Linked DNA regions of Homo sapiens: region 1 is linked to region 2. Evidence: chromatin loops called from intact Hi-C (ENCODE). Cell type or tissue: OCI-LY7. All regions are shown on one strand. Region 1 has its middle 3.8 kb from the start of NECAP1. Region 2 overlaps SLC2A14 (solute carrier family 2 member 14).

Region 1 (2,500 bases), 220 kb before region 2:
TCATACTCCTATCTGCATCTTCATCTATTCTTTCTCCTATCCACTTGTGTGTGCCCTGGATTCTCCTCAGGGACCAATCTCCTCAGGGACCTGGTTAATCAGTTATCTCCTTTCTTTCCTGTATCTTAAAACTCATTTTCCATTCACCCCTTTCCCTCACCATGTAAGTATATTCAAGTCCTTTCACCTAAAAAAAAAAAAAAAAAAAAACCCTTACTTAACCATGTTTTTTCTTTATATAAATTTAAATTTCCCTTCTCTTGCTTCATCTCAACAGAAACAGAAAAAAATACAGTCTTCCTCACTCTCACCCACGATGTCTTCTCTAGCTTAACTGATCACATTGCCATAATTTTCCATACATGCCATTTTTATTCATGCTGAACATATTTGTCCAGACTGAAATGCACTTCCCGTTCATTCCTTGGTAAGATGCCTTTAGATCTAATCTAAATATCAATTTATCTCAGAAGTTTTCCTCAACTTCTCTAAATAGAACTGGTAACTGCCTCCTCTATGCTCCCACAACATTTGTACAGCTGTTTTAGTTCTTAGCACATTGCATTCAACTGCTTGTTGGCATCTCTGTTTTCCAAGGGAAAGAAACAGGTTTGTGTTTTCCCAGTATCTAGCACAGTTTTCAGACTATAGTAAGAACTCTGTATGTTTATTTGCTAAATGAATGATCATTTCAGCCTGCCTTAACAGGGATGATTTGTTCTTTCCCAATCAAAATAATTAAAAATGTCTTGGGCCGGCACAGTGGCTCACGCCTGTAACCTCAGCACCTTGGGAGGCTGAGGCAGGCAGATCACTTGAGGTCAGGAGTTCAAGACCAGCCTGGCTAACATGTTGAAACCCTGTCTCTACTGAAAATACAAAAACTAGCTGGTCATAGTGGTGCATGCCTGTAATGCCAGCTACTTGGGAGGCTAAGGCAGGAGAATTGCTTGAACCCAGGAGACGGAGGTTGCAGTGAGTCAAGATCATGCCACTGCACTCCAGCCTGGGCTACTGAATGAGACTCCGTATCAAAAAAAAATAAACTAAAATAAAAAAATTAAAAATGTCTTGTCTCGAACTTATCTTTGCCCACCACCGGGGGGTAGTAGCTACACAGCTCACAGGTTCTGGGCTGAGTAGACTGTGCTAAGTCAAGCTAGTGTTCTTGTATGTGGCTTTGTAAGTATATGATTTAACCAAGTTTAACAAAAGCTTGTTTTTTTAAATGCATTGTTGAAATTCATGGAGGCCTTACCCATCTCAAATCTTGGTCACTTTTAGATGTCATTTAAACATGAAAATAACTTATGGTTTTCTTAACTTAGCCCTACCAGTAACATATTTCCCAGCTCTTCTTTACGCACACACAAAAAGGTATTTATCACAGATTAAATTCTGACTTATCATTGCTCAGGGTACTGCTATCAATGGTATTTGTTAAAGTATAATTTTCCTAAATCCTGAAGTTGCTACACATGCAGTGGTAATAAAAATTGTAATGAGATTCGAATCATAGTTTACAGGATTTTTTTTAGCTAGAGTGGACCTTAGTAACCTTTCAGTTCAGATCTCATCCAAAGACATAGTTGGTGATGCAGTCAGGATCAGAACTTCATATCTCATGATTTACAAACTAACACTCTTTCCACTGTGAGATAGGTAAGGCCTCCATCAATTTCAACAATTCAAAAAACGAACATTTTTTAAAGTTGAAAACGCTGTGTTGGTCTTACCATGATCTCATATTTTAATCAAATAGCAGTTAAAGTCAGCCATTGACCTAAATCTAGCCATACCTACTCCTTGCTCTGCAGTGTTGTGCTGTAGCTGCTGTGTCAGGTTAAACTGGCTTTGCTTGTAAATTTGACAATCTTCAAATCTGAGGGGTAATGAATTCTAACTTTGATTTATTTACTGCTGTATCCCCAACACCTAGAACAGTGCCTGGCACATGGTAGGTGTTCAATCAATATTTGTAGTTTAAATGACAATAATCTAGAAACCTAGAGAGAGAAAAAAATAAAAAAGATTGAGAGTCCTATAACTACAGAACTTAGGATCAAAGCTACTTTAGTATTAATACTATTCATGAAGAAAAGACATCAGGTTCTACAGCCTGAAAAGCAAAGGATACGTCTCACTTGGGACACTTTAAGTTAGAATTCTGTTTCCTGATGATTTAAGGGAAATATCCTTTCCTCCTACATGTCCAAGCTATATAATAGCTTCAGAACATGAATAAAACTTGGCCCCAGGGAGATTTACAGCAATGACTCACCCTTTGTGACTCTCCGCTGCTTAATGAGGATGTGAGGCATCTGGCAGGTGCTGGGTGTAATTAGGAGAAGGACCAGGCCCGAAAACTAAAGATATCTGCTTTTTCCCCCAACTCCATCATCCCCCTACTACACCATCAAACGAAAACCCAGCAGAAAGAATTTCTACTACCTGCTATGGTTACTAGAGTGCAGATGACTTACTAAGGAAATAGCTGATT
Region 2 (2,500 bases):
GCCTGCAATCCACTGGCCAGGCTCTCCTCCTCATCCAGAGGAAGGGGCACATTTTTTCTTTACACAAGAGTACCGTTCCTAGAAAACCTGCTTTTTCCCAAAAGGGCACCTTTGCCTAATTTGCACAAAAGCAATGGAAAAGCTAGCAGTGGTACTGAAAGCATGTATACCAGATAATAGACAGCAGAAATTAATCCCTGGAAGCTACTTAAACATAAAAAAATTTTCTTAGATGTCAACTTAAAAATGTGTAGGGGAAATACATAGTTTTTGAAAATTATTATGGGGAATAAACAAGCCTCCCCCCCACCAAAAAAAAGACTATTGCTCCAAACTCTCTTCCAATGTTGCTCTGGTGCCTTTTCCTCACCTTGCACTACAGATCTTCACATCTCCCCTCTCTCTTTGGTTCTTCCTTTTGGCTGCTTCTTTCTTTAAACAACTGATAATTAATTTATGAAAACAGTTGATGCCGGGCGAGGTGGCTCACGCCTGTAATCCCAGCACTTTGAGAGACCGAGGTGGGTGGATCACTTGTGGTCTGGAGTTTGAGACCAGCCCGACCAACATGGAGAAACCCCGTCTCTACTAAAAATAAAAAATTAGCTGGGCATGGTGGTGCATGCCTCTAATCCTAGCTACTCGGGAGGCTGAGGCAGGAGAATCGCTTGAACCCAGGAGGCAGAGGTTGCAGTGAGCTGAGATTGCGCCATTGCACTTCAGCCTGGGCCACAAGAGTGAAACTCTGTCTCAGGAAAAAAAAAAAAAGTTGACAAGTAAGTGCAGTGGGGAGCAGCCTCAATTCCTGACTCAATACTGATGGAAACAATCTGTTTAACAACCTCAGAAGGACTGTGTGAGGCAGTGAGTCATCTGTGGATTCTCATCTGGAAATGATCCCAAATCCCAGAACCCTCACCATAAGGCGTTTTTCTTGCAGTGATTTATGGAGTCTTGGCATTCCAACTGGTCCTTCATGCTGGGATTCTTTTCCTTTGTGCCTCTGATCCAATCAGCGCACACCTTCTCCAAGGATTTCCCGCTGTGGCTGGTTGGGGTAATCCTCATTCAGTGAATTATCACCTCTGGTTCCAAGAGTGTATTTCCGGAGTTTTGTAAAGCCTAGGGCAGCGTGGCTATCCTGACCAACTAGTTCCTAAAGGAATGGCCAGGAGGACATGGCTGTCCCTCCAAGAGCCCCCTACTACTTTTTAGACCTCATTATACTCTCGCCCTGAGGCAATTTCCTTTCCTTTTATCTTCTGCCTGATATTTTCCCTAAATGTTCCCAAATTTATCCTCTTCTCTGAGGGCTTTGCTTCTTCAGGCCTAACTAAATACACAATCCACAAGCCACTGATCTCACCTCAGCTGTACCTGTGCTAATTCTCACTTCCAGTTTTTCTCCAGGGCCAGTACTGGGAGGGATGGCGCAAAGATATACACTGCCACCTGGTGGCCAACTGCTAACCAGCTCTGGTAATACCAAGGATGTTACTAGCACCACAGCAACGGGCTCTGGAGGCGGATTTGCAAAAGCACCAGGCGTGGGTGGAGCAGTGTCAGCTCTTTGGTTGGTAATAGCATCTCTCTGCCTGGAATTATCTTTCCAAGTCTATTTCTCTCAAAATTCTTTTCATCTTTCAAGGTCCATATAAATGCCACGTTTCCCATGATCCCCTTCTTGATCTTTCAAGTTAGAGGATCTCACTTCTCTGAAAGTACTACAGGGTAGGTTCAGCATTTCGTTTGTAACTCTTATGATGCTGCTCTTTGCCTACTTCAAACTGTTGCTAATCCCTTAAAAACTCAGCTTCTTTTCAGTGCATGCCATCAGGATATTGTAATAATCTACTGAACTCCTGGGTCACTTCCCCCACATTCTCTGAAAATTTAGAAGCCTGATTCATTCTCTTGGTTTTCACCATTCCTACTGTCATCAGTCCTGGCTATTCCATGATGTATGGAGACAACTGGCCCTCAGTTTCTTGTCCACTCATTTCCAATCATCTTGTTTTCCAGTCCACCTCAGTCATTTATTCCCATGGTTAATACCCTAGCCCTGGTCATGTATAATAAATGGGCTCCTTGCAAAACCTGTATATTTTGCACCTCACATTGACTATCACTTCCTTTCCAAAATTTATTTCCTTTTTTTTTTTATTTTTTGAGACAGCGGAGTCTTGCTCTGTCACCCAGGTTGGAGTGCAGTGGCACCATCTTGGCTCATCGCAACCACTGCCTCCTGGGTTCAAGTGATTCTCCTGCCTCAGCCTCCTGAGTAGCTGGGATTACAGGCATGCGCCACTACGCCTAGCTAACTTTTTGTATTTTTAGTACAGACAGGGTTTCACCGTGTTCGTCAGGCTGATCTCCAACTCCTGACCTCAGGTGATCCGCCCTCCTCAGCCTTTCAAAGTGCTGGGATTACAGGCACCAGCCATCACGCCCAGCCTGTTCAACTGATTTTTGACAAGGGTGCCAAGATTATTCAATGGGG

The links. Hi-C counts contacts between places; a loop is a spot of excess contacts. Peaks named below come from ENCODE experiments on the same cell type or tissue, not always from the same donor. Only the 100,000 strongest peaks of a DNase experiment are listed, where the experiment ranks them.
Region 1: a loop joins it to region 2, with 8 times the contacts of the local background. A loop is called at or near these places in 18 of 110 quality-filtered maps.

The regions. Positions count from the first base shown.
Region 1 is chr12:8,077,174-8,079,673 of GRCh38, reverse strand. No RefSeq gene overlaps it. Among named protein-coding and RNA genes, the nearest start is that of NECAP1, 3.8 kb to the left of the region's middle. RefSeq lists an enhancer at 2,044-2,500. In OCI-LY7, CTCF peaks have their summits at 912 and 1,112 (motif pointing right); a DNase peak (open chromatin) is centred at 1,113.
Region 2 is chr12:7,859,062-7,861,561 of GRCh38, reverse strand. All of the region lies in intron 2 of SLC2A14 (solute carrier family 2 member 14), which reads left to right. It also overlaps the pseudogene RPS20P29. Among named protein-coding and RNA genes, the nearest start is that of SLC2A14, 13 kb to the left of the region's middle. RefSeq lists enhancers at 179-973, 974-1,769. In OCI-LY7, CTCF peaks have their summits at 1,273 and 1,474 (motif pointing left); a DNase peak (open chromatin) is centred at 1,451.